Regions from separate parts of the Homo sapiens genome. Here regions 1 and 3 are each linked to region 2. A link is a contact called in ENCODE Hi-C or POLR2A ChIA-PET data. All regions are on one chromosome and are shown on one strand. The core of a region is the stretch at or near the end of the contact, and the rest is flanking DNA. Distances in the headings are between cores, read along the strand shown. Region 1 has its middle 13 kb from the start of SMOX. Region 2 has its middle 34 kb from the start of TMEM230. Region 3 has its middle 58 kb from the start of SHLD1.

Region 1 (2,700 bases), core at 51-2,550, 940 kb after region 2:
GTCCTGTAAGCCCTTTATCTTGTCTGGCTCTAACTCCTTCATGAGGAATCACAGCACCACCGGACAAGGTGCCTCCTAATGTCGCCCCTCCGGCATCTCCCTTTCTGCTTCTTACTCCTCCCCTGACCCTGTGAGCAGCTGCAGGCCGCGTGCTCAGCCTCAGTCAGATCTTTTCCGAGCCCTGAGCCATGCCAGGCAGGCTGGGGCATCCGTGTCAACAGCACAGGAGATGACCTCGGCCCAGCTGCCAATCCCACAGCATCCCAAACATCAACTCCAGTAGGGCAGCCTGACCTGGTCATGGCTATGTGTATGCCTGTGTGTGTGTCAGCGCCCTGGTTCCCACTCCACCCTGTGGGGGTCCTGGTGGATGGCCTCGCTGGCCACAACCCACTGGGTCAGCAACAAGTAAACAGGATGGACCGATGGCTGCTCCAAAAGCAGATGCCACTCACTATCTAAACAGGAAGGAAACGCTCAACCCATGGGAAGGCTGCCTCCATGCTCTCAGTGATGCAAGAGAGAGGGAAGGAGGAGAGAAAAGAGAAGGGGGAGGAGAGGAATGGAGAAGAGCAAAGGCAAAGAAGTAGTGAAGGAGTCAGGGAGAAGAAAGCAGGGCAAAATTGAGGACATCACAAAACCAAGGTCTTGGGCTACTGTTCCCACCAGGTGCCCTGCGCCCTCCAGGTCCTGCTCCTCGCCAAGCTTCCCTGCCTCCCACTTATCGCTCCGGCCCTGCCCCTGGCCAGCCCACCCCATATCTGACCTCCTGCCCCTCACCCCACCTTCCTCCACTCTCCTGCTATGCCCTGCCCCTGCTACAGCTTGTCCTAGAAATCCTCAAGGATAAACCCACCCCCAGGGTTCCCTTCCTTTTGCACAGAAAAGTTCCAGAGGGCTGGGCTTATCTTCTCTCCTTTGGGGCAGCTATGATATCAGAGGATACACAATTTCTCCATTTTCAAATAGGGACACTGAGCCCTCCATTGGTCCACCCAAGGCCGCCAGCAAATGAGGAACAAATCTAGCCTTTCAGCTTCTGTCCTCTTTCCTGATCCACTTATTGCTGATCTTTCTTGGTTTGCCTCCCCTGGTCTCGAAGGTAACTGTGCCTTGATGGGAGCATCCCAGAGCTGGTGACTCAGGTAGGGGGAGGCTGGGGCCGCCAACTTCCTGGGAGGAGCTGTTAGTTACCCATTAAATAGACCATCCTCTGAGTCACTGGAAGGACTGGGAAATCCTGGAGGTTGGGAGAGGCTGAGTCATCTTTGTCTTTATTTCAGCAGAGAAGAAAAAGGCCTCCCACAGAGAATGGCCAAGCCAGGTCACTGCTATTTCCCAACAGAAATGAAAACTGGAATTGAGCCATGTGGAAAGATGGACCAGGCCACAAGAAGGTCTTCGGGACAACCCTGAAAGAGGTGACCCAGGGAGACAGAGTCCAGGGTCCTTTCAAATCACTGCTGGCAGGAGCAAAGATCAAGATAGGTGAAACCTGATATTCAAATGCAGGCGTGGAAAAAGAATAGGTACATTGAAGTGTGTTGTTTGTCTTGATAAATAATCCTTCATTAGAAAGATTCAGAGTTCCTCTGAATGGCATTCCATGCTTGGAAATTTCCAGGGTTTACTTATAGTTCTGTCCCTGGCGAAGAGAGAAGACACCCCTGGAGCTCATACCACATGAACTTCTGCCTCCTCGAAGAACTGAAGCCATTCTCATCCAGACGTTTTGGGTCATCTGCATGCGCTGGGCTCCTTCGCCCTAGTTCAGTGCTTCTCAAACTTTCAGAATCACCTGGAGAGCTTGTGAAAAACAGATGGCTGAGCCCCGCCCGCGGAGTTTCGGATCCAGTAGGTTTGGGGTGGTGCCCCACGGTTTGCATTTCTTAGTTTCCTGGTGATGCCGATGCTGCTCGCCCATCAAGCTCACTTTGAGAATCACTGATGGAGTTAGACCCACCTACTACGCTCTCTGCACACACCCCAGAGAGCTCTCAGAGAGAGAGCGCTGCTGGGGAAATCACTCAACCCTGTCCTAGGGGCTGTCTGTCCCACCCTGCTGTCCCTTCTGAGACACGGGAGGCATCCTGCTCCTAGCAAAAGCCATTCACTCCACTGTGCCCCTCCTCCTTCAGTTCTCCCTCCTCTCCTGTTTCTTCCATCTCTCCCTGTCTCATGGACTGTTCCCATAAAAATACACACATTTTCCAGCCGCTCTCATCTAAACAAAACAAGGTTACCCTAACCTCCTTATCTGCCTCCAGCGACCACGCCCCTCCTCCGTGATATTCACAGCAAACCTTCTTCAAGGCTTGTGGGTCCTTCCCATCCCCAGCTCCTTCCTTCCCAGCCCACTGCAGGCCAGCTTCCTTTTCCAGCACCTCCCACGTGGCCAAATCCGATGGTCCCCACCTCGCTCAATCTCTCAGAAACATCCAGTCCACTGACCGCTGCCTCCCTCTGGGAAGGCTTTCTGCTGTAGACGTCTCGGACCCTACACTCTCCCGGTTTTCCTCCTGCCTCACGGGACAATGCTCCTCTGAATGTGGGAGGGCCCCTCTTGGTCCTGACTGCCTCCCCTTCCCCACACTCTCGCTAGCCCCATGGCTTCAACGTGGTGTCTGCTGAATCTACGTCTAGAGCCCTGGTCACTCGCTAGAGCTTGGATTTTTATCAAACTACCTCCTGAGCACCTCA
Region 2 (2,700 bases), core at 143-2,642:
ACTGAAGATAGTAACCCAGCTTTTATTAGTTTTATAAAATAATCTTCTTAAGTATCTCAGTAAGATGTAATGATTTTTTTCAAACAAACAAAAACTATGCAGTTTTTTAAACTAAAAATACAAAAGTTAGCCAGGTATGGGGGTGCATACCTGTAGTCCCAGCTACTCGGGAAGCTGAGGCAGGAGGATCACCTCAGCCTGGGAGGCAGAGGTTGCAGTGAGCCAGGATCGCACCTCTGCACTCCAGCCTGGACAACAGAGCAAGACCCTGTCTCAAAAAAGAAAGGAGAGAGAGAAAATAAGGCTTTCCAATTTTTTTTTCTTCTTTTTTAAAAATTTCAGTGAATTTCAGTCGTGAGTGACCATTCTCCCAGGAGATGGAAAGATTATTTCATTACACTAGTAAAAGCTGGGTGCAGTGGCATGCACCTGTAGTCCCAGCTGAGGTGGGAAGATGACTTGAGCTCAGGAGTTGGAGGCTGTAGTGATCTATGATTGTGCCATTGCACTCCAGCCTCGGTGACAGAGCAAGCTGTCTCTAAAAACAAAACAAAAACCTAAAGTCTCAATATTATAAAGAAATGCAAATTCATCTACAAATGCAATTCCATTCTAATCAAAATCACATAGAAGGAGTGGGGGAATTCAACAAAGTGGTTCTGAAATCTATCTAGAAATAAAAGATTAATATAATAGCCAAGGAAAAGTCAAAGGGGAAACTTGAGAATACTTAACCTCTTTGATATTAAATGACATTACAAATCAGGCATGCTGTCTTGTGCCTGTAGTCCCGCTACTCAGAAGGCTGAGGCAGGAGGATTCCTTGAACCCAGGAGATCAAGGCCAGCCTGGGCAACATGGCAAGACCCTGTCTCTAAAACAATAAAATAAAATGGCATTATAAACCTACAGAAATTAAAACAGGGTGATTCTGCATAGGCATTGAAAGAAAAATCAATGGAACAGAAACACTATGCAAAAAGAGTCACAAATATCAGCAAAATTTTGTATGTGATAAATGGGCAATTAAAATCACCAGAGAAAGGATAGCTTGTTTAATAAATAGTGTTGGAATAACTAATTAACAAATGTAGGCTGGGCCCATTGGTGCATGCTTGTAGTCCCAGCTACTTGGAAGGCTGAGGCAGGAGGATTGCTCGAGGCCAGGAGGTTGAGGCTGCAGGGAACCATGATCACACCACTGCAGTCCAGCCTGGGCAACAGAGCAAGAGTCTGTGTCTCAAAAAAACACACCAAAAGACAAGTGGCCCAGTTCTGTGGGCTCATGTTTGGATTGAACTTCCTCATCTCTTAAAGGAGGGCGTCGCCACATGACTTGCCTTGGCGAGGAAATGTGAGTTCAAGCAATATGTGTCATTTCTGAGTAGCGGCTCTAACCGCCAGTTTCACTTTCCCTCTGCCACGGTCCTAGAGTGATCGTGATGCACAACAGAGCCCCGCGTTGACCCATAATGAACACAAAGTGCGAGAGTGAAGTACACCTTTGTTGTGTTAAGCCACTAGATTTGGGGGTTTCTGTCATGCAGCATATCCCAGCCTACCCTGGATGATACAGTCTCTATCTCATACTTCACACCTGTTAGAGGAAAAACAAGTCACCCCAGGAAATTAGAAACATGAATGATTAGCATTTGCTGGGAGTATCTGTGCTTCCAAAGAGGGTGATAGGGAGAAGCCATTGTTTATTCAACAGAGTGAAGGACCGGCTACATAACTTGTAACTTGTGGGGCCCAGTGCCAAATGAAAATGCGCAGTCCCTTGTTTAAAAACTGATTAAAAACTTCAAGAGGGTGACAGCAGAGCATTAAATCAAGCACAGAGTCCCTCTAAGCATGGGTCCCTGGGCGTCTACACAGGTCACACACCCAGGAAATCATGAAGCATCTTTGGCTGTGTCTAATTGACATGTCTGCATCCTCCCTTTTCTCCTGAGCCAGTTTCTACTGCTCTGCCTCAGATTATACTTCCATGGGGCAGTGAGGTTGATGTCTGTGTGTCATTCATGAAGTGTTGATACAAATATCACCTCAGTGAAGCTAAGCCCCCAGGCCCCATGCTACTTATCTCTGATCCTGATTCATTTTTCTCCTTAATACTCACTACCATCATAGTATATATTTCACAAATTTATCTTACTTACAAGTATTTCCCCTAGTAAGATGGAATCCACAAGGGCACAGATTTTTTTTTTTTTAGTTGAGTCTTGCTCTCTTGCCCAGGTTGGAGTGCGCTGTTGCAATCTCAGCTCACTGCAACCTCTGCCTCCCAGGTTCAAGTGATTCTCCTGCCTCAACTACCCAAGTAGCTGGGACTACAGGCGCCTGCCACCACACCCTGCTAATTTTTGTATTTTCAGTAGAGATGGAGTTTCACCATATTGGTCAAGCTGGTCTTGAACTCCTGACCTCAAGTGATCCACCCACCTCAGCCCCCCAAAGTGCTGGGATTACAGGTGTGCGCCACCATGCCCAGTTAATTTTTGTATTTTTAGTAGAGACGGGATTTTGCCATGTTGACCAGGCTGGTCTGGAACTCCTGACCTCAGGTGATCCACCCACCTCCCAAAATGTTGGGATTACAGGCGTCAGCCACCACACCAGGCCAAGGACCAGATTTTTGTCTATTTTGGTCACTGTGTAACCTCAACATTTAGGATAGCCTGTCAGATAGCTGGGACT
Region 3 (2,700 bases), core at 100-2,599, 610 kb before region 2:
CTGCAACCTCCGTCTCCCAGGTTCAAGCGATTCTCCTGCCTCAGCCTCCTGAGTAGCTGGGATTACAGGCATGTGTCACTATGCCTGGCTAATTTTGTATTTTTACTAGAGACAGGGTTTCTCCATGTTGGTCAAGCTGGATTACAGGCAGGAGTCACCGTGCCCGGCCTCTCACTTTTTTTTTAATGGAGTCTTGCTCTGTCACCCAGGCTGGAGTACAGTGGTACAATCATAGCTCCCTACAGCCTCGAACTCCTGGGCTCAAGCAATCCTCCTGCCTCAGCCTCTTGAGTAGCTAGGACTACAGACACTCACTACTGTGCCTATTTTTTTTTAAATTATTATTATTTTGTAGAAATGGGGTCTTTCCTTGTTGCCCAGGCTGGTCTTGAACCCCTGGCCTCTCAAGTGTTCTTCCCTCGGCCTCCCAAAGCACTGAGATTACAAGTGTGAGCTGTGCTTGGTTCAGTCTGGGTGAGCCTACAATTGAAAATACCTCACAGGGTACCTCGAAGCTGCTACCCACCTTTCTGGCCTACTACTCCACTGGACCCCTTGTCTCCATGCACTCTTTGTGTGGGCATAGCCAACTAGCCAACATTCACCCACTGGTGGGACAACAACAGAAGTATTGCTTATCATTATTGAGGGCTGACCAGGTGCCATACTCTTTTAAAGCATAACCTAATTTAATCCTGTGGCTGGGCATGGTGGCTCATGCATGTAATCCCAGCACTTTGGGAGGCCAAGGTGGGTGGATCACCTGAGGTCAAGAGTTCGAGTGTAGCCTGGCCAACATGGTGAAACTCCATCTCTACTAAAAATACAAAACTTAGCCAGGCAGGGTGGTGGCGCGCGCCTGTAATCACAGTTACTTGGGAGGCTAAGGCAGGAAAATCGCTTGAACCCAGGAGGCAGAGGTTGCAGTGAGTGGAGATCACACCACTGCGCTCCAGCCTGGGCCACAGAGCGAGACTCTATCTCAAAAAATAAAATAAAATAAAATAAAATAAAATAAAATAAAATAAAATAAAATAAAATAATTTAATCCTTGTGACAGCACAATGAGGCAGGTCCTACCATAATTCCCATCATATAGCTGATGCTCAGAGCAGTGGAGTGACTTGCCTAAGGAGAATAAGCAGTGAGGAGTCAGAGTCAGGATTCAAACCTGTTTGTCCAACTCCAGATTCAAATCCTCTAGCCACTTCACAGAACTCTTTTGCTTGTTTTTGGGCCTCTGTGTGCATAACCATTTCCGTCTGCCTGCAACACCTGCTCTGGTCTCTGCCTGGTAAACCCTCACTCCCTTCAAATGCTGCCGGTGCTCCCCCTTCCCTTGGCCCCTTGGCCTCACTGGTTCAGTGCACACCAATCAGACTGCCAAGTGCTAGCACCTGCAACCTTTTGCCTGAGTGTTTTCTGAAACTGTTGGTGCCTGCTCTGCATACATACATCGAAGGGCTGAGTACTAGGGAATTAATGGCCCCAAAAGAGGCTCCCAACCAATATTGATGGAAGCAGATGCATAAATCCCCGTCCCTCCATCCCTCCCAGACAAAATCTACAGTTTCCCAGCATCCCCGAGAAGGATAAAGCTCCAGCTGCCTACAATGGTAACTTGCTTAATAAGTTTGGTGTTTTTTTTTTTTTTTTTTTGTAAACAAGGTCTGGCCCTGTCACCCAGGCTGGAGTGCAGTGGCGTGATCCCGGCTCACCACAGTCTTGACTTCCCAGGCTCAAGCAATCCTCCTACTTCAGCCTCCCAAGTAGCTGGGACTACAGGCATGCACCACCGCTCCCAGCTAATTTTTGTGTTTTTTGTACAGACGGGGTTTTGTCATGTTGCCCAGGCTGGTCTCTAATTCCTGAGCTCAAGTTATCAGTCCCCCTTGGCCTCCCAAAGTTCTGGTTCTGGGATGACAGGTGTGAGCCACCATGCCCAGCCTGATTCACTTTTTTTTTTTTTTTTTTTGAGATGGGGGTCTTGCTCTTGTCGCCCAGTCTGGAGTGCAATGGCACAATCTTGGCTCACTGCAACCTCTGCCTTTCCGGGTTCAGGCCATTCTCCCGACTCAGCCTCCGGAGTAGCTGGGATTACAGGCGCCCGCCACCATGCCCGGCTAATTTTTGTATTTTTAGTAGAGATGAGGTTTTGCCGTGTTGGCCAGGCTGGTCTCAAACTCCTGACCTCATGATCTGCCCACCTCAGCCTCCCAAAGTGCTGGGATTACGGGCATGAGCCACCGCACACACTTTTACTGACTTCTTTCCTTTTTTCTGTCTCACTCTGTCACTCCCTTACTGTTGATTCCTGGGAACATCACCCAAAACCATTGCTTGCACTGGAATCTCATCTCAGGCTCCACCTCTAGAGGACCCAAAGCATGCCTTCTCTGAGAAGCCTTCTTCACTTTCCCTAGCAGAGCTGGCTATTCCCTCTTCTGCCCATGGCCTGGGACACACTCCATGAAGGTCGTATTCACATTGGCTTGCAGTAGTTAGTTGACATGTCAGGGTGTAGGTTTCCTATTGCTGCTATAGCATTACTACAAATGGAGTGGCTTAAAGCAATTTCATTTATTGTCTCACAGTTCTGTAGGTCAGAGCCCCACTCTCAAAAACTCTGGCTCAACTGAGTCATCTGCTCAGGGCCCCAGAAAGCCTCACTCAAGGTGGTGACAGGGCTGGGTTCCCTAC

Evidence for each region. A loop is a pair of places that touch in the nucleus more often than their neighbours do. ChIA-PET counts read pairs that join two places held with the same protein, here RNA polymerase II (POLR2A). Pooled maps may share reads with other maps.
Region 1: a map with no recorded cell type shows a loop between it and region 2 (4-fold over the local background). The contact joins two enhancer-like sites. A Hi-C loop is called at or near these places in 1 of 37 single-sample maps with no recorded cell type and 2 of 50 pooled maps. POLR2A ChIA-PET finds 5 or more read pairs at or near these places in 1 of 52 experiments (PC-9).
Region 3: a map with no recorded cell type shows a loop between it and region 2 (27-fold over the local background). The contact joins two enhancer-like sites. A Hi-C loop is called at or near these places in 4 of 37 single-sample maps with no recorded cell type and 4 of 50 pooled maps.

Annotation. Positions count from the first base shown.
Region 1 is chr20:4,134,276-4,136,975 of GRCh38, reverse strand. No RefSeq gene overlaps it. Among named protein-coding and RNA genes, the nearest start is that of SMOX, 13 kb to the left of the region's middle. RefSeq lists enhancers at 755-1,954, 1,263-2,062. Within about 2 kb of position 1,300, at least 7 of the 41 ENCODE cell types and tissues checked have a DNase peak (open chromatin) inside an H3K27ac peak, as active enhancers do.
Region 2 is chr20:5,077,348-5,080,047 of GRCh38, reverse strand. It overlaps a transcript of TMEM230 not described here. Among named protein-coding and RNA genes, the nearest start is that of TMEM230, 34 kb to the left of the region's middle. RefSeq lists an enhancer at 1,062-1,131. Within about 2 kb of position 1,392, at least 23 of the 41 ENCODE cell types and tissues checked have a DNase peak (open chromatin) inside an H3K27ac peak, as active enhancers do.
Region 3 is chr20:5,690,745-5,693,444 of GRCh38, reverse strand. No RefSeq gene overlaps it. Among named protein-coding and RNA genes, the nearest start is that of SHLD1, 58 kb to the left of the region's middle. Within about 2 kb of position 1,349, at least 2 of the 41 ENCODE cell types and tissues checked have a DNase peak (open chromatin) inside an H3K27ac peak, as active enhancers do.